Regions from separate parts of the Homo sapiens genome. Here regions 1 and 3 are each linked to region 2. Evidence: chromatin loops called from intact Hi-C (ENCODE). Cell type or tissue: OCI-LY7. All regions are shown on one strand. Region 1 holds the start of LOC100132078 (a long non-coding RNA gene). Region 2 has its middle 68 kb from the start of POU2AF2. Region 3 overlaps LOC105369489 (a long non-coding RNA gene).

Evidence for each region. Hi-C counts contacts between places; a loop is a spot of excess contacts. Peaks named below come from ENCODE experiments on the same cell type or tissue, not always from the same donor. Only the 100,000 strongest peaks of a DNase experiment are listed, where the experiment ranks them.
Region 1: a loop joins it to region 2, with 5 times the contacts of the local background. A loop is called at or near these places in 2 of 110 quality-filtered maps.
Region 3: it touches region 2 in a loop (2.4-fold over the local background); 2 of 110 quality-filtered maps call a loop at or near these places.

What each region holds. Positions count from the first base shown.
Region 1 is chr11:111,412,427-111,420,426 of GRCh38, reverse strand. LOC100132078 (a long non-coding RNA gene) reads left to right here and starts at 2,241. Exons shown (of 4, transcript NR_046085.1): 1 at 2,241-4,062; 2 at 4,387-4,508; 3 at 5,446-5,589; 4 at 5,687-6,185. It also overlaps a transcript of BTG4 not described here. RefSeq lists enhancers at 2,386-2,495, 3,546-3,615, 5,816-6,155 and a silencer at 3,836-3,885. In OCI-LY7, no CTCF peak of the experiment used is centred here; DNase peaks (open chromatin) are centred at 2,496, 3,086, 5,286, 5,966 and 3 weaker places; H3K4me3 peaks cover 4,997 bases; H3K27ac peaks cover 7,367 bases.
Region 2 is chr11:111,173,949-111,181,948 of GRCh38, reverse strand. No RefSeq gene overlaps it. Among named protein-coding and RNA genes, the nearest start is that of POU2AF2, 68 kb to the left of the region's middle. RefSeq lists an enhancer at 3,977-4,046. In OCI-LY7, no CTCF peak of the experiment used is centred here; DNase peaks (open chromatin) are centred at 3,558, 4,148, 4,478, 5,148 and 1 weaker place; H3K4me3 peaks cover 3,485 bases; H3K27ac peaks cover 5,126 bases.
Region 3 is chr11:111,001,426-111,009,425 of GRCh38, reverse strand. The region is part of intron 2 of LOC105369489 (a long non-coding RNA gene); the gene reads left to right. Among named protein-coding and RNA genes, the nearest start is that of LINC02550, 92 kb to the left of the region's middle. In OCI-LY7, no CTCF peak of the experiment used is centred here; a DNase peak (open chromatin) is centred at 3,635; H3K4me3 peaks cover 1,212 bases; H3K27ac peaks cover 975 bases.

The DNA of each region.
Region 1 (8,000 bases), 240 kb before region 2:
TGTAAAAAATGTGGCTTTCTCCAGGCAAAGCCCAGAATGCCACCTGGTCCAAGGAGGATTGTTGGCTATGATCTCCTCAGTTTCACTTCCAGAGCTGGCTGCTCAGATTGGTCTACCCTGCTGTGGATGCAATTTCAGGATGAGGTTGAAGAGCAGGTCATCTGGACTGCTGGGATGATTTTAAAGGAAACTTTAATATCTCCTGGACAAGCCAGCAGCTGGTGTCTGCAAGTCCTCCAGGACTTTGCACCTTGAGACTTGGATTCAGGGGCAGCTGAGAAGATAGACTGTGAACTTTCCTTTGCCGAGAGAACTGGACTACAGCTTAATGGCTGGACCCTAGGCATCTCTAGGACACTACAGTTGTCCATTGTAGATTCCTTTACCTCAAGCCACTTCTGGACCTGCCTGTCCTTGGGTGCCTGGTGCTGAGTCAGCAACACCTCCCTCCTGTCTTGGCAATGTGTGGCCAAACTAAGCCAAGTCTGATTATAATGGGTTGGTTCATCTAGAAGCTCACATCCCGTACTCTTTTTCCAATATGGCACTTAGCCAACTGGCACCCAATAGTGAAGAGTGACTCTGGGAACTGAGGCTGCTGAGGACTCATGACCCTGCAGAAGCCAACAGCAAAAGCTGTGTGGAGGGTGAAGCCATCCCGCTGCCAGGCCTCTCTCTCTGCTCCATGTCAGTTCCTGTCTGGCAGCGCCATGGCCTTGGCTGGCAGTCAGAGACCCGCTGCTGGTACTTGCTGGTGGCTTGGCTCTCTTCCATCTAGCCAGGGCATTTGGACCTTTTTTCTATGTTCTGCTTATGAGCTTGGGAAGCGAGCCAGTGGTTCTCCTTGGAAGTTGCCTCCATCCTTGTCATTTCCCACCCTAGTCCCAAGGGAGACATGTTTCTTTCTCTCTTCCGTATTGACACCTTCTCTTGCCTTTGGCTCAAATACAGACACCTCAGGTAGCACCAGTGCTGTGGGGAGGCCAAGGGGCGAGGGGCACGTACAGGAAGTGGTGGTGGCAAAATAGAGTTAAGTTCGGTTACCAGTGCTGGATGAAGCTTTGTATCTCTAGGGTTGTCAGTCAGCCAAGAAGGAAGGCAGTTACAGGCCTAATTCTTGGTTCCTGAACTGATTGGCTGTAGCTTTTATCAGGGACTCACTGGCACTTCTCTGAGCATCAGTGTTAACTTCTGTCATGGGCTGAATTGTGCAGCCTCCTTCTTCTCCTCCAAGTTTATAGGTTGACTTCCTAATCCCCAGTACCTCAGGATATGACTCTATTTGGAGATAAGGTCTTTAAGGAGGTTATTTAGGTAAAATGAGGTCATATGAGTAGGCCCTAATCCAATATGACTGGTGTCCTTATGAGAAGAGATTAGGACACAGATAGGTATAGAGGGAAGACCATATGAAGACAAAGAGAGAAGGCGGCCATCTGGAAGCCAAGGAGAGGAGCTCCCAGAAGAAACAACCCCGCTGACACCTTGACCTTGGACTTGCAGTCTCCACAATGGTGAGGAAGTAAATTTCTGTTCTTTAAGCCATCCAGTCAGTACTTTGTTTTGGCAGCCCTAGTGAACTAAAACAAACTCCTGCAGACGTGGCAGAGAGGGTTTGCAGAAGGGCCAAGAGAACGGTGGCTTAGATGCTTCCGGTTTTCCCAGCTTCTTCATGGACTCTCAAGGTTGGTGGTATCCCTTTGGCTTCTCTAGTTCTTTCTGCTTCAGGGAGCTACCAACCTCCTCTGGTTTTGGTGGTTAGCCTAAGTAGCTAGTAAATAGAGTGTTTCTACTCTTAATCTTATTTCCCCTTTATGAAAACCTTATGATAGGCGCTGCAGAATCTCCATGTCACCCAGCATCGTTGGTCCCGCCCTCTGGAAGCTCACATTCTATGCGGAAGACAGACATGAGGATCACTTCACTGCAGCATAGGAGGTGCTGTGATAGTGCTCAGCAGGGGGCATGAACTAAGGAGGACACCTTGAGCCCACCTGAAGAAGAAGGTCACAGAATGCTTTGTGATGATGATGGCCAAGCCTAAAGTCTGTCAGTTCTTTGAGGACAGAGGCTGGGTCTTTCTCACCTTCCTTCACCCATGGCATCTAGCACAGCACTTTGCACATAATAAGTGCTCATCTAATGTGTTGGGCGAATGGCTCTCTTAAAGTCCCTTCCAGCTTCATGATGCCATAATTCTGTGGCCTCAGAGGTCCCACAGCAGTCAGATGGCTTAAGGTGCTGCTGGCAGACGGCGTGAAGGTGAACAGACATGGGGTTTTATGATATGCAAAATCACTCATGAACAACTAAACTGGAAACCAGGGAGGAGAGCATAATGAGCTTCCCTTCTTAGCTTAGATTTCTAGGAGAATCCTCAGGCATAACAACAGGAACACAGCCAGTGCAGCTGCCCCACGTGGATGATCAGAGGCGACGTCTTACTCTCCACAAAGCCAAGTTTGGTCAAGCTCCTCACAGCTGTTTCCCACAGAGAGGAAATCCCCTAAGTTCCCAGGCAGTGTAAACTGACCGTGTGTTTATAAAATAGACGCCATGCCCCAAGAACATGAAAACAGTCCAGATGCATGAACCTGCAATGCAGCAGTGATTCAAGACACTTGGGAGTAGGGAGGAGAGCGTGAGTGAGAGAACGCTTCAATGCCGAAGCAGAGTGGCTGTTCTCTGGAGAACACCCAAACTGATCTAAAGCCAAAGTTCAAAAAATAACAAACATGCAAGCCTTTTGAAAACAAATTGTGCCTAGATATCTTTGCAAGCTGAGTGGTCAGCCCTCAGACAGTGCTATGAGGGAGTGATTGCAGACCACCCAGCACCCAAGGAATTAGGGGCAGTTCATGCTGTCCCTGTGTCCAAGGGCTCCGAGAGCTCAGATTAAAATTCTTTCTGCCCAGCTTTTGCAAGATGGAACCAAAAGAGCCCACTTGTGAGAAGGCAGGGGATTGAGGAGGGTCCCCTCCTCCCAGTACGGACTGTGTGGTGCCTTCAGATGAGCTGTTTTGTTTCACGCTGAGCTGAGCTCACCTAGGCGATGACCTTGTGACAAGAATACCAGGCTGAGTCCAGATCAGCAAAGAGGGGACAGGAAGAGGAAGAGGAAGAGAGAAGCAAGTGCAGCCATGCGAAGCTGTGACTGACAGAAGCCAAGTCAGAACTGCTGGTTAACATAATTTTTAATCCTTCATCAGGGCTGGTAAAATGTTGACAAAGGAGAGTCCTTGTAGTGAATCTCTCAGTCTATTAAGAAAGCTGTTTCAGACCCAGGGACATAAGGCAGGTGTATTGGAGTCATCAGACTCTCTACAAAATATTAGTCATCAGCTCTGCAAAAACCCCGTGGGCTGCACTGGGGCGTGAGTCCCTCAAAGTTTAACTAAACATGGCAAACTGGATGTACACAGACAACCTTAATAGCTTCTGGGGATTCTGGAAAGAGCTGGGGACCGGCTCCCTTAAAAATCTACTCTAAGAAAATTCACCGCAGGCCCAGCGTGGCTCCTGACCTGGAGGATAACAATGATAATGGAAGTGCTGTTAAAAGTAAGAATGACTATGAGTTATTGAGTTTTTCATCTGCTCAGGCACCGTGCTGGGCCTACACAGTATCTCATTCAGTCCTACTAAGGACCATTACTGTCCCTTTCCTACCTAGGGGAAAAGGAGATTGAGAGAAGTCAAACCGCTTTCTCACGGTGACAGGGTAGGCGGTGGAGCCAGAATACAAATGCAGGGGCTCCAGCCTCAAAGCCCGTGCTCTCTGCTCACATTGGCCCACCCAGGACAGACGCTGTCGGGATGTCCTGGGGGTTTCACACTGTTAAGAAATAATAACGAGTGAGAGCCAAGGTGTACTCTGGATCTACCTGAAGCACCCAACTCACTCCCTTCCATGATGTGACTAACGGCGTTTCAGATCTGTTTGTGCTCCGACCTGACCTCAGGAAGCCAAAGTCCCCTGAGGTCTGGGGTGTGTATGCTTGGGGACCCGAAATTAGAGGCACACCTACCTAGGATTGAATGTAACGATCTAATCAAGAAAAGGTGTGTGTGTGTGAGCCAGAGTGAGAAAACGAGAGAGGGAGAGAGAGAGAAAGAGAGGGAGAGAGAGGAAGAGAGGCCCAGTTTGTTTTCCAGGGGACAGAAAAGGAACTGATGAAGGCCCTGAAAATTCAGTCCAGGCAACTCCATCCCCCTATCAGGCTCAACCCTCAGTAGTACCCCAGCTTTCCCTTCCCCACATCCTCCAAGCTCTTTCTCCTTAACAGCTAAAGACACCTTAGGCTGCCCAGAATGAAAAATATCCTGGAACTTAACAACAAAGGAGCTGCCATGTTCCACTGTATTTCTTTTCTTTTCTTTTTTCAGACAAGGTCTCACTCTGTTGCCCAGGCTGGAGTGCAGTGGTGTGATCTTGGCTCCCTGCAGCCTCGACCTCCTAGGCTCGAGTGATCCTCCTGCCTCAGCCTCCCGAGTACCTGGGACTATAGGTGTGTGCCACTGCACCCAGCTATTTTTTTTTCTTGATTTTTAGTAGAGACAGTCTTGCTATATTGTCCAGTCTGATGGCAGACTCCTGAGCTCAAAGGATCCTCCTGTCTCAGGCTTGCAAAGTGTTGAGATTACAGGCATGAGCCACTGCACCTGACCTCCACTGTATTTCTAAACTGTGGGTCTCTGGCTCCTCTAATTTTCCCCCACCCCGTAGGCCCAGCCTCCAGGGCTGCCATGTCTTCCCCTCCCAGCTCTGCTCTGGAGGCCTGATTCTCTGGGAGGCTGTTGGGCTCACCATTGGGAAAGGCCATCCTTAGGTCACGTGGGGCCATAAGCAATACCAGCCTCCTCCTCCTGCCATTTTGCACATCAGGAGATACACCAGGAACCTCAGTGTCTCTCTTTCTCTCTCTAGCCTGGTCTCTGGGACCTAGGTCAGGAGGGCATGATGCTTTCAAATAGAAGAAGAAATCTCCAATTCTTTTGCCCTCTGTCTTTGCAAGCCCTATCTTTTATATTCACTTCCTCTGACTTCTCAGTAAACATTGGTTTGAAAGTGAATGGTATTATCAGCTGCCAGTTTACAATATAAGGGGGTCTGTAGAGGAATGAAGGAGAAGCAGCTTTGGAGGAGGGAAAAGTGATCAAAATTAGGTTTCCGTCCTTTTGGGTTGCAGGGGAGGCGGGGGTCACTGGTAACAGTAAGCCAATAACAGGGCTTTGCAGAGCAGGACTAATTCTGTGTTCTGCACTGGGTGAGGCAGGTGCAGTTGCCACCTGGGCTTCGATCTGGGTCCCAGAGGAGTTAGTTCATATCTTGGGGCCATCTTGCAACTGCAATCCCATTTTGAAGCCAGGTAGCAGAGTTTGTGCTCATAGTCATTTATTCTTTTTAACTGTTTCTGTCTTTTATTCTCCTTCTGTGTTTTCCAGAGCAGTCTTCTTCCCTCTCCCCAGCCTCCCCAAAGACCTGCAAATTTTGTTTTCTGTTAAGTGCTCATCTCCCCCGACCCCCCTACAGCTGGGGAAGGTGTTGGTATCTCCAGCGACTTCAGGCTTCAAGTTTCCTTCTAGGAGGTACAAGTTGGCTGCCCATGCAAATCAGTTTTGCCTGGGGATCTTGGGAGAAGAAAGGGAAGCTCAGAGGAGGCACTGATCTTGCCCTGTGTTTTAGGGAAGCTGCTTTCGCTGCTGCTTTCAAGTGACCCGGATCTCATTAAACATACTGATGTGGGGTGTGCTTCTGAGAAGGTGCCTGAGAAATGAACTTGGCTTGCTTGTTGCCTTTGAGGGTCTGTGGGAGAGAATCATAAGCCTGTCCAGATCTTATCTTCTCAGGAAGGGGCAGGAAAACAACACAGCAAAACAGCTGCCCGGACGAGAACACCATCTAGTGTCTTCACACAACACACCCACATTTGGTGGTTTCTGTTTCCCATGAAGATGAAAGAGGAGGGGAGAGGCGTGTCAGGGATTCCCTGAGCCCTGATAGGAGGGTTCAACTGGGCGAGGAAGGGACCATCAGGCCAACCCATGTAGGTGGACCCACTCAGCTCTCAGGACTCATCTCCTCCACCTGGACCGCTCTCCCTGGTGGGGCATTGAGGGACTGAGGGCTCTGGTTTTGTTCTCTAGAAGAGGTGATCCATCATTAAAAATCTATTAAACATGCACTCTGTGTCCACCTTGTACTCTGTGGAAGCCAATTAGATACAAGACCATCCTGGCCCATGTGCAACTTCATTAAACCAATCACCAATAAAGGAAAAATTAAGTAACATGTAACACACGTGCTCAAATCACACACATGAGCAGTTAGGTGGTACATGACTAATTGGCAAATGAAAGACACATTCACTCTCAGTTTGCTCCTACACTGACATTTCGCTGAATGAACGGAACAGTCAGAAGGGTAACACACCACTGCAGCTAGCTGAGGTGGGGGCGGGAAGGGGAGGGTCTTAGATAGGGCAGCGTGGCCTGGCTGGAGCTACGCCAGTTGTAATATGAAGGACTTGTTTTCTGGATGGATTCAGGGCCAAATTTGCCATGTTCCCGGAAGGCTCTGGTTGTACCTTCTTGGAAGACATCCATCCTACCTGCTCTCATCTGTCCCCTTCTCTTCGATCAGAACCTACTGCTGAGCCTTCCTCCATTGCTTGCTGTAACACACTCTGATATAGGTCCCCTGCTTCTACCCTTCAGAATGATGCCAGCAGCAGCTTGTCTGCTATTGCCTTGGCCAGGATAAATTCTAACTGAAATGCCAATAGAAATGAATTGAATGGAATGGAAGGTAATTGGTTTGGGCAAGTCTCAGCTCTGTTTCTCACTAGGTATGACTGTAAGCCTCAATTTCCTCATCTGTAAAATGAGTACAAAAAGGATATCTTTATTGTATGATTGTTATGAGGATCCCAGGAGATAATGAATGTGAGGGCACCTATCACAGCACTGGGTGTGTGTTCAGAGTCTACTGCTATGTGGGCATTCACCAAGGCCCATGCCAAAGCAGTGCTTCTCAAACCGGCGTGTGCATTCCGATCACCTGAGGAGCTTGTGAAACATGTGGATTCTGATTCAGTGGAACTGGATGGGGCCTGAAATTCTATATTTCTAGTAAGTTCCTGAGCTGGTTCAAGGACCACACTTTAAGTAGCAAGGTATAAAAGGACTTTGTGATCGGAATTCTGCATTTCCATGACTCACTCGAGTGCTGACCCTCCCCTGCATTGATGGTTTACGCTGACTCTTGCCTTCTCTGTGTTTGGAACCTTTTCCACCTCCTTCTAGTCTCTATCTCACTCCACCTCTGTTGCTGGCCTTTTTGGCACCTCAATCTACTTACCCCAGTGGCCTCTGACTCTGCACTTCTCTCCGACTCTGCCTTCTAGAGTGGCATTGCTCACACCGACCACCCGTCTTTAATGCTTCTGGTCTAGTGTCACAAGACTCTCTTAAAATTTGCCTGAGGTAACCTTTGGATAAAGCCCAACCCATTTTCCTTCTCCCCTGGGCTTCCAGGAAGCTTACAATGAAGTTTTGTGTTGAGTTATAACATTCTCTCCCCAAGTTTTATGATAAAATTAGTTTCTTCCCACTCGCCATTCTTCCGTTATGACTTGGTTCTTACAGATTTTATTTTTTTGTCTTATTGTAGGTGTTGCTATTTGCTAGCTGAGTGATCTTGGTCAAGTCACTTAACCTCTTTGGGATTCTGTTTTCTTTCCTATAAAGTGGGGATAATGAAGGTACCAACCTCGTAAGACTGTTGGAAGGATTAGATGAGTGAATATCTGTAAAGTCCTTAGAACAGTTTTTGACACATAGTAAGCACCACATGAATGTTATTCACTGTTGTTGTTATTATTCTATAAACTGCCTCAAACCCTTTTGAAAGTGAAAATGGTATCATCATCATCAGAAAAGCCGTGTCAGCATCAAAGTGGTATGCAATACACCATGAAATTATTGTATTACCCTGAAAT
Region 2 (8,000 bases):
ACACCAATGCATTTTTTTTTTTTTTTTTTGAGACAAGGTCTTGCTCTGTCACCCAGGCTGGAGTGCAGTGGCGTGATGGCAGCTCACTACAGCCTCAACCTCTCGGGCTTAAGCAATCCTCCTGAGAAGGTGGGCCAACCCGCACACACCACCACAGCTAGCTAATTTTCATATTTTTTTGTAGAGACAGAGTTTTGCCATGTTTCCCAGGCTGGAACACCAATGCATTTAATGACTGACCCTACCTCAAACTCACTGGATTCCTGAGACCTGGTTGACATCATCACAGGAGATATATGTGTGTGTATACACACACACACACACACACAGAGAAAAAAAAAAAAATATATATATATATATGTATATGTATATGTATATAAAAAATATAGGCTTTTGTTCTGTGAAATGCCCTACATACACACTGCTCTGTGCAGGAAGCATGCGAGGGGAGAAGAAAAGACACACACACACACAATACCTTTAAGGGTAAACAACCTTTATCACATGTAAATGGCAATGCAGATATAATAAGCAAATGATATAATAAGCAAATTGATATAATAAGCCAATTGCAATGGGAAGTGGAGAAGGGAAAAGATTATATATATATATATATATATATACACACATATATATATGTATATATATATACACACATATATATATGTGTGTATATATATATACCCACCAGACTATGGAGGATTCACCACCAGACCAGGAAGCAACAGCCTGGGCTCCAGAGTCAGTCACTCATCCATGCACAGATGAGGAGAGGTCTCATGAAACATTGGCACAGACTGGGACCCTAGGTCTTTTTGTAACAAGTTGTTTGACATGAGGCCCAGTCATGAGGGCCCTTCGCGACTGGGCTCAAGGAACACAAAAAGGTCAACTTATTTTTGCGATTGTCTATTGTTTTTCAATAACTAACATATAGGAATAGATTGAAATAGAGATTTCTCCAAAACAGCACTGGATGAATGCCTAAAGGGGCTCACACAACCTCTTCCGGGACTTGGTGACCATTGTTTGTGTTCTCGTTCAATTGAGTTCAAATTTAATATTTAACTTTTCCTACACAAACACACACACACAACTGAAATATAACCCAAGGTAGTAGTTGTGGTTATGGTAAAATATAAATAGGACCCTCTGTGTATACCGGGATTAGCAAAAGAGAGGGTGTACTAGAGAAGGTTGTGTAATTTGAACAAGGACTTTAAAAGTGCATGCTTATTCCTTGTAGAAGCAGACGTGTTTTCTAGGCGAGAGAAAGATCTTTAGGATGGTGAAGATGTGAAGAAGTTCATGGGGGTGTGTGTGTGTGCGCGCACGCGTGTGGTGGGGGGTGGCAGTTAGGAATGGAGAAGATGGACCTCTTGAGAAAAAAGAGAGATATTCTGCAATTCTGGGGCCTATGAAAGGTGGGAGCCAGGTTGTAAAATCTTAAAAGTGAGATAGCCCTGAGGTGATGCCTCCCTAGAGGCTAACAGATCCTTATAGCTAAACTTAATACCAGAAAATCTTATGTTACACTCTGGGGTTACTGAGTCAGGGGTTCACCAATAAGCAGAACAGTCTCAATCTGAAATTGAGGGGTGGATCTGGGGTTCAATAAAAAAAGAAACTGCTTTTCTTATAATTAAGGGACATGATTAATTCTAATAGGGCTTAATATTTTTGCATATTTATTCAGTATTAAGCATGGTTCTAAGAGTTTTATATCTATTCATTTAACCTTTACAAAATTATTATATGGGTACGCTAATTAACCTCTTTTTACAGATGAGAAAACTGAAGGCTAAAGTCATATAGCACTATGCGGCAGAGCCAGGATTAGAACCCAGCACTCTGGCCCCAGAACCTGTTCTTTTAAGCATCTTGGACTAGAGGTGCAGGCAAGAATGAGACTGAGAAGGGTTTGGACCAGCGGAGCCTAAGAAGTAGGGAGGCTTTGTTATTGCTCACTATTACCCACTGCACGCATGTACACACACTCACATGCATGTGCACACACTCACATAGGTACACACACTCATACACACGTACATACATTTACACAAATGTATATACTTACGTATACACACTCTGATCCATATACACTCATGTCCATATACACACATTCACATAGTACACGTGCACACACATACCTCCCATACAAGTAGAGATGGTAAAGAGAACACATAGGTTTGAAAAAAAATCTCGTTATTTCTAGTAACAGTTTGAAATGTTACCGGAACAAGCCAAAACAGGAACAATGTGTCATCACAATTGCCTTTATATTTTTTTCTCATTTAAGGATAATGTGGTTTTTCTTAGCCTAAAGCTAAATTTAGATGAAGAATTCTGAAATGTGGTAATTTTTGCATAGCTATTTATAATGCACTTTTAAATAGATAATTAAAAGATAACTTTAAAATATGAATCTAATGGAAGAATTTGGTAGATAATTTGGTCCAATGATGTAGTTACATCAAAGAAAACTCAGAACCCTTTCAGCCTGAATGAGAGAATATTATTATTTTTACCTACTTCCCCCTGAGGCAATCAGGAACTCCATACCTTCTGCTATGCAGAAATTGGCATGATCTGGCTTCTGGTCTTGTCTGTGGCAGCCACATTTGTACAAGGATGACACTTAGGTACCTAACCTATCTAAACTCCTTTGGATAACACTTGTGTTAGAATTGTTTGGTGCCAAGTACCTGAAAGCCACTCCAGCAAACTTAAGATCTGAGAGGAGGTGGATATAGAAGTCCCTCATGGAACCAAGGGTAAGAAATGCTGCTGGGCTTCCTCTCCCCTCTCCCTCTTATGAGCTGTGTGGTCTCACATTTCTGCTCCTCTCTCTGTCTAATTATTGTCTATATTTTTTCTCAAAATGACCCTTTCTTCTTTGCATTTACTTGACCTGACTGTAGCTTTAAATCATTCTAGGTGCATGTTCACATTCTGACCCAGCTCTCTGGATCTCCATTCAGAATTGTGGAAGGGGATCTGATGCTTGGGCTAGGTGTCCACTCTTGGTTCAGTTAGCTGTGGCTAAACAGATGGGTATAACTGCCCTGCTCACTGACTACTCGATAGGAATTCTTGATGCAGACTCTCTGAGAAAGGGCACTTGGGATGAGTAGAGGATGAGAGGGATTAATTCATGGAGAAAATGATTTGGGCGCCTTACGTTAGGTTGTTCTTGCATTGCTATAAAGGAATACCTGAGGCTGGGCAGTTTATAAGAAAAGAGGTTTAATTGGCTCATGGTTCTGCAGGATGTACTGGAAGCATAGCACCAGTATCAGCTCCTGGGGGGGCCTCAGGAAGCTTACAGTCATGACAGAAGGCAAAGGGGCAGCAGACATCTCACATGGCAAGACAGACAGCAAGAGAGGGGGCGGGGAGGGGTCACACACTTTTAAACAGCCAGATCTCCAGAACTCAACTCGCTATCTTGAGGACAGTGCCAAGAGGATGGTGCTAAATCATTCATGAGAAATCTGCCCCATGAGCAAATCACCTCCCGCCAGGTCCCACCTCCAACACTGGGGATCACAATTTAACATGAGATTTAAAGGGGAAAACATCCAAACTGTATCACACCTGTAATACAGCAGTGAACATTTTCCCTTGTATATATTGCTAGAATGCCCCTAAATATTAAAAGCAGATTTGTGGCTGGGCGCGGTGGCTCACACCTGTAATCCCAGCACTTTTGGAGGCTAAGACGGGCTGATCACGAGGTCAGGAGAGTGAGACCATCCTGGCCAACATGGTGAAACCCTATCTCTACTAAAAATACAAAAATTAGCTGGGTGTAGTGGTGCGTGCCTGTAGTCCCAGCTACTCAGGAGGCTGAGGCAGGAAAATTGCTTGAACCCAGGAGGCGGACGTTGCAGTGAGCTGAGATCTTACCACTGCACCCTAGCCTGGGTGACAGAGTGAGACTCCATCTCAAAAAAAAAAAAAAAAAAAAAAAAAGAGCAGGAGCAGGTTTGTGTGAATAGGGTTATACTAACATTAATACTCAAACACTGAGGCACAGAAAGGTTAAAACAATAGTCTAAAGTGACCGTGTTATGTAGTAGAGTCAGGATTAAAGCCTAGCACTCTGGCCCCAGAGCCTGTTATCTTAAGCATCTTGGACCAGGTGTGCAGGCAAGAATAAAAACAGGAAGAAGGGTTTGGTCCAGAGAAGGAGCCTATGAAGCAGGGAGGACTTGTGACCTGCTGTGGTTTGAATATACCCCCCAGATTTCATGTGTTGGAAACTTAATCCCCAACACAACAATGTTGAGAGATGGGAGCTTTAAGAACTGATTAAGTCATTAGCCCTAATTAGCCCTTATGGATGGATTAATGTTATTATTGAGGAAGTGGGCTTGTTATTGCAAGAGTAGATTTGTTATAAAGGGGAATTCAGCCTTCTCTTGCTGTCTCTTGTTTTTTTGCACTCTCTTCCCCTTTTGCTTTCCACCACAGGATGATGCAGCAGGAAGGCCCTCACCAGATTCAGGCCACTCACTCAACCTTGCACTTCCTAGCCTACAGACCTGTCAGAAATAAATTTCTTTTCTTTATAAATTACCACATATGTAATATTTTGTTACAGCAGCACACAATGGACTAAGACACCACCTCTCACTTATAACTTTCATATATACATACATATGTACATGCCCTTGTGTGTGCATGCACACACATACACCCACAGACACAATCTGAGCTTTTAATGATATTAAACACCTTCTCTCAAGTATTCTGGGCATCCCTTAAGGGTTCTTACTTGTGCCTGTGGGTCCAGGTTACTCTTATTTTGTCCTCTGTCATGCCAATTAGTGCCCCTTCTCTGGTTCCAGCTTTCTGCATGGGCCTCTGTCCCCAGTTATGCCCAGATCCCTCCTGATTCATCCAGGCCACCACTGCCATCAGCCCCTCCATGGAATGGGGAAGGAAAATGCTTTTTCTTCTGTGTTGCACTTAATTGGGGCAGGATGAACTGCAGTGGATCACATGGTCATAAGGCATTGCAGGGTTTGGTGGAACAGCTCTTTCCATTGTTACATAGGCTCCTTTCTCTCCAGGATCACACATGCCGCCCAGACAGCTAGATTTAACAAAGGCTTTAAGCATAGGTCACCACCTGAAACTCTCTCTTTGTGACCTGCCAGGACTTGTTGCTGATTTCCTCTGCTTGGTGAATTTTCTTTTCGGTTCCTTTCTTCACTGTGGTTTCCATTGCATCTTTGACTCCTACTCGATCATGAATATCTGAGATGTCCGAACCATAGTACTGGCTATTGTTCAAGCTTTTATTCCAATGAAGCTCCTAGTTTCCATGTAAACTAGTGATCGCAAATTGATACTTGATGTGTGTGTGTGCCAGCATGTGTGTGTGCATGTGTGTGTATGCATATGTGTGTGTGTGTGAGAATGCTATTACTAGTGCCACAAGATGGACCTGTACATGTCAATTCAGGCTTCAGAAATATATAACTTGCCAGATAGTGTCTTGGAGATGATTAGGACCTCTAGTTTCTTTATAGTTGGTGAGCAAATCTTTCATACACACCACAGTCCTTTACTGTCCCAAGATTCTTTAGGTCCAGCATTCTTAACCTGGATTTGTGGACCCCAAGTGGGTCCATAAGTGAATACTAGGGAGTCTGTGAGAAATTGCCTGCAAAATGTTATATGCACATGAACTTGTTAGGGGAGATGATCTATAACCTTAATTAGAGGCACAAAGCATCTGGATCCCCAAAAGTTTGAGAGCCAGACATTCAGACTGGCCTTGGCATGTGGGAAGCACTGGATGTGACCTAATCCAGAAAGGTGAAGGGAATAAGGAAACCAACACGCACTGAATGGCTGCTATGAGCCAATGTCCTGACCTGGGTTCTTTATGTGTTTTCTCATTTCATTTTCAAAACTGTTCCGTGTAGCAGTTATGACTCCCATATTCCAGAGGAGAAATGGAAGCTGAGAGGGGTTGAAGGAAGGTCCACAAGGCCACACAGCTGCTAAGTCAGGCAAACATGATTTACACATCTAGGCTTTTGGCCTCTAAATAACTGTGCACTTTCTGTGACATCATGCTGACCCCCGAGAAAAACAAGAAATACCAATTTCCATAGATTTCATAAGCACATTGGTAAATACTGCATTCTATTTTTTCTACAGCCCATACTATATACTAATAGCATGTATTAAATTATATTGCTCACAAAACAAAGTTTTGATCAGATATCCATGGTGTTGCTTTTTTAAAAACACACTTTCGCTATTGCTCATCATGCTTTCTGTCATAATGATATGGTTGTTATTAATAAATACAAGACACTATGTACCTGTAACTCCTTACTCTATCTTAAAGACATAAATAGGGCAGTGTAATGGTTATCAGGGATTTCCTCTCTTTGGCTAATAGGTGGGGTGGTGCAGGAGGCTGAGAAAGTCTTACTCTGTTGGGGTAGGAGGCGGAGACAGGACTCGATTCCAGAGACGGGGCTCAGACACCAGACCAAATTGAGGACTAGTTAAAATGGACTGGGAGGAAGCAGCTTTCCATAATACATGCCCACCAGTGTGCCATGTCAGTTTACCATTGCCATGGCAACACTCAGGAATTACCACCTCTTTCCAAGGCAATGACCCAACAACCCAAAAGAAATTTCCCTAGAAATTTCTGCATAAACCACCCCTTAATCTACATGTAATTAAAAGTCGGTATAAATATGACTGCAAAACTGCCCTGAGCTGCTACCCTGAGCACACGGCCTGAGGTGTATCCCTGCTCTGCAGGAGCAGTCATGGAGCTGTAACACCACCGGAGCTGTAACACTGCCACTTCAATAGAGCTGCTTTCTTCCATCTCTTGCTCGCCCCTGAATTCTTTCCTGGGCAAAGCCAAGAGCCCTTGTGGGTTAAGCTCCAGTTTAGTTGTGTAATTACTTTAAATTTTTTAAGATACCAATATTATATGACTTCCGATCTTTTTAAAATTTTCTTCAAACCGAATCTTGCTCTGTCATGTAGTCTGGAGTGCAGTGATGTGATTTCGACTCACTGCAACCTCCGTCTCCCAGGTTCAAGCAATTCTCATGTTTCAGCCTCCCGAGTAGCTGGGGTTACAGGCATGTGCCACCATGCCCAGCTAATTTTTGTCTTTTTAGTAGAGACGGGATTTCACCATGTTGGCCAGGCTGGTCTCAAACTCCTGACATTAGGTGATCACCCACCTTGACCCCCCAAAGTACTGGGATTACAGGGCGTAAGCCACCACGCCTCGCTTGATCTTTTGTTGGAAATGAATAGTGTATAAATTATCTCAGGGAAATTTAAATAATAAGCATACATTCTAATGCAGTCCTCAGTGTAGCTTTGTGCCCACTGTCTGTTTTCTAGAGCCCTCTTCAATACAGTGTAACCTACTCAACAATGTGTTAATAACATCTACTAAAAACACACTGGATTCCTGGGATGTCTTAACCATCTAATATCTACTGTTGAAAATTGTAAGTCTTCCTTTTGGTTCTGTTAGTGCTCCATAGAATTCGTTATGACACGGATCATAAAATAAATCTTCACAGTTCATTAGTAGAGTCTAAAGCAATTCTGAACACATTTTACTTGCTTCACACCTGTTTGCTTAAATGTAAATATAGAAAATACCTTGTATTCCTGCTCTAGAATTTGTAGTGGGAATTCATATTAAACAGTTCATAGAGTTGTGGAATCTGGATTTTTAAAAAAGAATTAAAAACTAATGAATTTGTATTTAGAGTTTAGAAAGTACAGAACTTATTTCAAACTAATATAGTTAGTTGTCTCTGTTTTTAAATGAAATTCCTCTCTGAGGCTGCTTTATTAATGAAACCGATTGCACTCCCTCACTACCAGGCTGGGGGTGGTGGGCTCCACGTGAGTGAGCATACTTGCTTCTTTAGGGAAGCACAGAATTGCTTGAGAAAACAAGTCAGCAGTGGTGAAGACTGGAGCTTGGA
Region 3 (8,000 bases), 170 kb after region 2:
CCTCCTCCTGGTTGCCATAAGTCTGTCCAGTTGACCAGGCCACGCGCCTGCCTCCCTGAATTTGGTCAGCTGGCTGCCAAGCCCCGTCTCCACCTGCAGTGTCCAGTTTCATGTTCTCTCCCATCTCCTCCTCTTGTGTCTCACTCTGACTGGGCACTATTCCGACAGTCTTCTCACTGGTATCCCTGCTTCCAGCCTGGCCCTCTCAAATGTCCTCAACACCATAGGCAGATCTGTTTCTATTAGTTCTTTTTACTTCAAACGTTGATGGTTCTGCTTTGCCTTAGAGCACAATCCTCTCTCCACACTCACTTTCAGTGGCCCCTCTTCCTGTACCTCAGTTGAGCTCCTGCCGCATGAACACTCAGGCCTTGGCCCCAGCCTCAGGATCCCGTGTTGGCAAATTCCTGTTCATCTTTCAAGACCTGAGTCCCCTTCTGGGAATCTTCTCTAATTTTTCCCACCCCACCTTAACCAAGGCGGGTTAGTTACCCTTGGACCCGTTCCCAAGCCAGGGTCTCTTCCCTCTCTTGTGAGTCTTTCTGGCCCTCTGAAGTCATACAGTCCCAGACTTTTTGTTGTTGTTGAGTTGTCTAAACCAATCAGCTCATTCTGTAAATATTGAGAGTAAAACCAGACATGAAGTGACTTGTATGAGGTCACACAGCTAGAAGCGGCAGAGCTGGGACTTGAACCAGGCAGGTCTCCTGGCTCCTGACAAGTGGAATGGCTGGGAACTGTGATTCTATAATAACTCTAGAGACCAGCAATAGGACATTGTCCAGTCCGATCACACTGGCAGTTTCCCTTAGACACATCATGGGAGAAATCAGAAAGGCAGAAATCAGTCCGGAGTGCTCCTTCCCATGTATCTAAAACCCGAAGAGTTTCACCCTGAAGACTGGGTTAAATTCTTCTATGTGCTCTGTTACAACTAAATTTTTCTTCTGTAACAATTCCCATATTTGCATAATTATTTGCTTACTATCTGTTTTCTCTAGTAAATGAAAAACTACATGAGGATGGGAGGCCACGTTAATCTCATTGCTGGCTAGATACTTGTATAGTGCCAAACATGGTTCACACATCAATGTTTGGCAAATGAATGATGGATGGACATTCTTTAAAAATATCAAGTCACTCCCCTCTTGCTGTATGCCTATTAACTTGTGTGTATCTTCAGTCTCGGTCCATTTGCATATGATCATTAGGGGCCAGGAGAAAGAACAAAAGGTCCTATACTGACTAGAGAGAGAACTTTTCTCTATGGATTTAACTTTTACTACACAAGTAATGCACACTTGTAGAAAAATTTTAAAATATAAATAAGTAAAAAGAAGAAAATGAAAATCACTTGTAATCCCACAACTATTACTATTTGGTTACAAAGTCTCTCAAACTTTTTTCTTAAAAACTTATAAAAATGTAAATCATTCTCTACATAATGTTTTGCAACTTGATTTTTTCACTTAACAATGTATTGTGAACATATTTCAACATCATGTAATATAATCTCCAGCATATTTTTAATGACTTCATTGAATATCATTAAACTGAATAAATGATGTATTTAACCAATTCCTTATTGGTAAACATTTATATTTTTCTAGTTTTTTTTTTAAACCATAGTATGGGCCATGTTGTAGCAAACTGTCTTGTAACTAAACCTCTGTGCTTATCTATAATTATTTCCTTAGAATAAATTCCTAGAAATTGAATGACTAGATCAAAGAACATGCGTGTTTCAAACTTTTTAAAAACATGTTGTCAAATTGGCCCCAAAAGTTTTAGGAATGCATATTCCCTCCAGCAGGGTATGATGGGAGTCTTGGAGAGAAATGTTTAATCTAGAGTCCTTCCCCTGGCTCACCTACTTGCCAATGAGTTTGGCTGGACCATTCCGTCCTTTTACTGTCTTCAACCAAATAGGTGCAGTGCTCAGTTATCAGCCATCTATCCTTGCATGCCTCTCTCTTTCTCTCTTCCCCAACAGATTTCAATTATTTTCAAATGGTTGCATATATATTGGAGGTCCTACTTAATGAACAAACTCAGTGTGCTGATGTCTCTTCAACCCAGATGTCTCGCCCTTCCCCTCACTGGAAGGAAGCCCCACAATTTCATCAGCAAACAACATACATTCACATCTTCCAACATATCAAAGTTTAATATCCAATTTAGGAAAATGAAAGTTGCCATCTTTAGAGGAATGGGAGGAAATCTTTTCATAAGAGCAAGGGGTGGTTACTGGTGTGGGCAACACCTTTCACTGAAGGTTCAGCATTGAAAGAAGCTGCAGAGTCTTTGCAGGTAAATATTTCCTCTCAAAATGTAGCAAACGTCTTTTGCTTAATATATAATTTAGCACTTACTCTGAAATTCTTTGCCTATAGTACATCAGTCACCACAACAAATATCAAAAGTAGATATTATTATGTCATTTTACATATGAAGAAAATGAGGTTTAGAGTGATTCATTCATCATTCAAGAATATCTACCGAGTGCATAGCATTACATTTAGAAACATGGAAGTTATTGGTGGTCTTAATAAGAATGCTTTCACTGGAGCAAAACCCTGATTTGAATGTGTTCAAGAAAGAGTTGGGAGAATCTAGAGACAGTAACTATTGTATAGATTGCTCTTTCAAAGAGTTTTGCTATAAAGGGAAAGGGAGAAATGGGGGCTATAGCTACAGAGGAAAGTGGAGTCAAAAGAAAGATTTTTAGTAAAACGGAATAACAGCATGCTAGTATGGGAACAGTTTGAATACAGAAAAAAAAAATCCTATGATGCACGAGAGAAAGAAGTGGCAAGGTTTGCTCAGCTGAGAGCAGAGTGTGTTCATCCACATTAACAGAAATGAGATATAGGGAGATGGGTAGAGGCGGAAGTGGGAGTTTGTGGAAATTCTCTCTTCATTTTTCTCGGGAAAGCAGGAAGCAAAGCCAGTAATTGAGAGGGAGAGTGGGGGTAGGGGGTTTAAGAGAACAGAGGACGTATGAGATCCTCAGCTAGGAAAATGAGACAGTGAACTGGCTAGGGAGGCAGAGTGGTTGCCAGGCAGCAGAAGGCACAGCTGAAGATGGTAGTCATAAACTTAATGAGACTAGTCAGTAAGATTATGTGTTTTTCTCCAAACATGTCCAACGCTACAGGCTCAGGTGAGGAAGAGGCAAAGAGGTGGATGTAACTAGGTTTCTCATTTAGCCAAGCAAATATGCCAAAGGAGAGGGACAAGGAAATTAAAAATACACTCAAGAATTACTGAATGGCCGTGGCGTTTTTAAATGAATAATGAATAAAAGGAGGCCATGCAAGAGGTAAGGGATGGTGAAACACTTGTATAGATCAATAAAACAAGATCTTGGTAGGAGTCAAAGTGTTGTTGAACTACTGGTGGTGGCAGGGAATTGGCAGGTAGAAGACGGTAGTGAGAGAATGGGATAGTTGAAATTGGGAAATGGAAGTCAATTACGTTTCTCAAGGTCATACAATGTTATGTTGCAGAGCTGGGAGTCAAACTAAGATCTCTCTAATCAAAGAGCCCACCCCAATATTTAAGCAGTGCACTCAGGACAGAGTGAGAGAGGCCTTAGTTCACAGAGGCACAGTTGGCTTTTGTGGTATCATTCATGCAAATGAGACCTCATGGCTTTCTGTGGCAAATATTTATAGCACCGCATGAGAATGGTAATGTAAAATTTCTTCTCCCTTTCTCCTCCCCCTCCTACTTCTTACAGAAATAGTAACTGGTTCAGATGGGCTGGGCTGGTTCCATGGAGAGCATATGTTTGCTGATGAGGAGAAACAGACAAAGCCAGCTAATGGGAAAACGTGGGGTCCCTTATGAGTTCGGGGTTTAAATATCAGTTTCTGGTGTTTGTGCCTGTGTGGTTTTCTCCATGAAAGTGATCATTATCTTTCTAGCTTGAGATCTCCCCTGGGGGTGCTTGGTGAGGGCACCCACCCTCTTTAGATATTAACCATTCTCTAACAGCAAAACCACGGACAGGTCTTGTGGTGTTATATGTGGGGCAGAGTTAAATACAAAACAGACACTGAGGCACATTGAAATCGTGAAGCCGACGACAGCCCAGGAATGCAGAGATTGAGGCCCAGTCTCCTATGCGACTGCTGACTGTAAGAATGTTAACTCTAAATTTCCTGAATGTTGTCAGATCACAGCAGGGAGTCATGCATCCTCCCTGTAACATTCTCTCTCTCTGTTCTCTTTCACACACACACACACACACACACACACACACACACACACACACACACACATCATAAAGCCTTGAGGAATGTGTTCAGGATTTATGCAAGCTGTGTGCCTGGAGACCACATACTCTGTGAGAAAAATAAAATCTCTAGTCCTGAGAGATGATAATGATCATTTAGATTAGAACCATAAAAAGGAAAGCCATAGGATTTACTCTTACTGTGAATCTTGGATATTTCTGAATTGCCACCTTTCAAATGATGACATAATTTTGTCAGTGCTACTTCTTTCCCCCTGGTTTTCTTGAGTGACTTAAGCAAAGGGCCAACTGTGTGTTTCCAGCATAGAGCCTGGCACATGGAAACTGCTTAAACAAATGCTATTGGATAAACCTAATGGTGGCTTAAGGTCATTACTCAGGGGTGGTTGGTGATCTTAGACTCCCCTACAAGTTCCATCAATCTCCTCTTCAAGTCACTCCAACTGAGTTTTTTTAAAATATGAGTTTGCAATGTAACCATAGCTTCCAAGAGAATTTTCTGGAAAGAAAAAAAAAAACCACCTCCATGTTGCCCCAACCAGATTGTCATCCCGAAGACCCCCATATACAGAATGCTGGAGCTGTCCCCATCTCTCTTATGACCATTCCTTCCTCCCTAGTAGGTAATGATGGCTTGCCTGAGATAATCCACACTGGTGTACAGGAGTGATGGGTCTTACACCTAATAGCTCTATGACATCTTGGAGGCAAGTTTCTGAACCTTAATGGAACCTAGGTTTCCTTATCTGCAGAAAGGAATAAGAATATCAACATCCTATAGTGGTTTTCAAGAATTATTATAACGGATGCATAGTACTCAATGAGAGGTTATAAGCAATATCCCTCATATGAAATATAGGTCCAATGGTAATTCTGGATGAATGTTGCCTCTTTCAAGGAAAATATTTTCATTGTATCAGGGACCTAGTGATTGTAACAGACTCATAGTGATTTCCAGGAGGGAAATCTCTGCTTTAATTGAGGGTGCTAACAACATAGTGATAGTGGGAGTGAAAGTTTTAATGATGGTTTTTAAGTGAAGCTCTTCTTTCACACTATATTGGGACTGATTGTTTCTGGTGGGGTTTCAGTGAGTGGAACTTTCTGTGAGCCTCAGAGTCATAACCAGTGGGGTCTGCACAAAGAGGGGCTTGCCCTTCATTGAGGCTACTGGCTCTGTGCCTTCCTGAGCAATACATGATACCCCCATTGGGAAGGCAGTCCTGTTATGTCCAGGGCACTTCTTGCCAACAGGAGGCCCCTCCACCCTGGGATAAGCAGAGAGAAGAACCTATGCTTTCTTTAGGCATGCACAGCATCCTTATTCCAGAGGTTGTTGCTCAGTGACATACCAGACCAGAACTCCCTGAATCAGGCACCAGGCTGTGAGCAGACTTGTAGTTTGAAAAAGTTATGCAGGTGATTCTGGCATGTTTTCTCACTATAGTTCCCCTGCCCACAGCTTTACTGACACTCACATCTTCCATGCCACTTGAGAATCAATGTTCTGTAGTTGACCCGTGAACTACATGGACTGAACACACAGGTCCAATACATGGATTTTCCTCCATCTCTGCCACCCTTGAGACAGCAAGGGTGTCTCAAGACACCTTGAGACAGTAGGTACATATGATATGCTACCTACTAAATATGGGTTAACCTACTGTTTATGTTGTCAACAAGGCTCTTGGTCAAAAGAAGGCTAGCAGTATTTAAGTAGTAGTTAAATTAGTAGTAGTTAAGTCAAAAGTTATATGTGGATTTTCAGCTGTCTGGTGGGCCAGTGCCCATAACCCGTATGTTGTTCAAGGGTCAACTGTTTTATTTGGCTCAATTCTGAATGGGCACACTCTTCTTGAACAATTGTACAAAATAATAATCAACAATGTCATCAATGTGGATTGACTTTGTACAGTTTCTCTTGAGTACCTGAATCTGAATATAATTGCTATGTATTTAATAATTTTCTGTGCTATTACAGTTTAACCCTAATAAAATCACATTAAGAAGGTTTCCCCAAAGAGAAAATCAACTTGACAAAAAATTCCATAAGCCAAGGGTCAATATCGAATATTATGGCTACCCAGGGCTTGAAGTGGCATTATGTCTAGCCCAGCTTGTTGCCATTTAGAGTCTTTCCCTGATCAGGAAAACATACTGGACCTAAAAAAAAAAAAAAAAAAAAATCCCTTCTTAGACACCTAATGTTCAAGGAATTAGTAGTTTCCCACCCCATTTAACTTGTTTCTACATATCATGATCTAGAATGTTCTTTTATGAACCCCCGATTCCACCTCTAATGATAAACTGAGGCAAAAAGGGAGGAGAGAAAGGGAGGAAGAGAAATGTGGAGCAAATATACAATTCTTAAGCACTTATGATGTGCCAAACAGCAAAGAATGAGTAATGGGACTCATCAAGAACCTACTGTCTACATGCAGATTGTAAGTGCTGGCAATATTGCCCTTATTCTTTACGAGATTATAGTCAGTTTTCATCGGGTAACTGAGTGCCGCCAGTTGTCATAGCAGCAGGATTGGATCAATTAGTAATTGAAAATCAATGTAAATAGTTACATAACATAATTTTCTGCTATTCTAGTGAAAAACAATTACTATAAACATATCGCTATGCTTGGACATTAGGAGGGATTCTCACCAAAGGAAACATTGGCATGACTGAAGCATTCACATGCACTGGGCTCATGTTTGAGTCACATCCAATCCTCATATGACTCACCATTGTTAGCAATCAGAAAATGAAGGCAGCCTACTCACATCTGGATTCTGATCATTGGCTCACTATGGAAAGTGCTGAAATGTCCTTGCTTTGGAATAAAGAAATACAAGCCAAGAATAAGGGGACGAAGGCCCATTGTCAACTTCAAAAGACACTCTTAGTATCCTTACGATTCTTTTGCTTTGGACAGTTTGGATGATACATCCTTTTACTCAGGAACTAGAAGTGAGCAGCAGGAAGTGAAGGCCTATTTGGGGGACTTTAGGACTTGCTCCAGAGGATGAGCAGTTATCATGAGGGAGAGAAAGTTTGTGTTGCTGGTCAGCAAATACCAAGTGCTTCCTTTCTATTCTCTGGGACAAAATCATCATTGCACCCTTCCTTGGAAGCATGTTGTGGCTGGTACTGCTGGTACCCTTCACATATCCCCCTGGGTCTTACATTTCAGTGCTTATAGCACTAATTTACAATTTGGGGCACGTTTGCCTGAGAGCTTTCTCTGACTTCTAGAGACAATCTGTGCACAGCCATGGAAGACTAGAAATGCTGATTTGCTACTTCGGAGAGCCATCAACCAATACCTGATGGAAATGGCAAATGAATTTTCCTACTTTCTTGCCCCTTGCTGGGGTGACTCTGAGGCTCCTACTTTACAGTATCTCCTACAATCCTCTAGGAGGATGAAGCTTCAGGTGACTACGGCAGTTACTTGCTTCACATTACATTCTTTATGGTTGCCTTCTCTTCTCCAGCTCTACTGGGTTTCCCTGCCAGTGTTTCCTGGGTTCACTTCCCAAATAAACTACTTGCACTTGAATCCTTCTTTCAAGGTCTACTTTTGAAGAAACCTAGACTAAGACTTATCATACTTTTTCTTTTCTCATCATGCATTTTCTTACTTGGTCTAACCAGAAGCTTAGATAATTAAGATCTCTTGATCTTTGATCTCTTGATCTTGATAAACCAGTGTTGAAAATCTAAACACTCACAGAGATGCAGC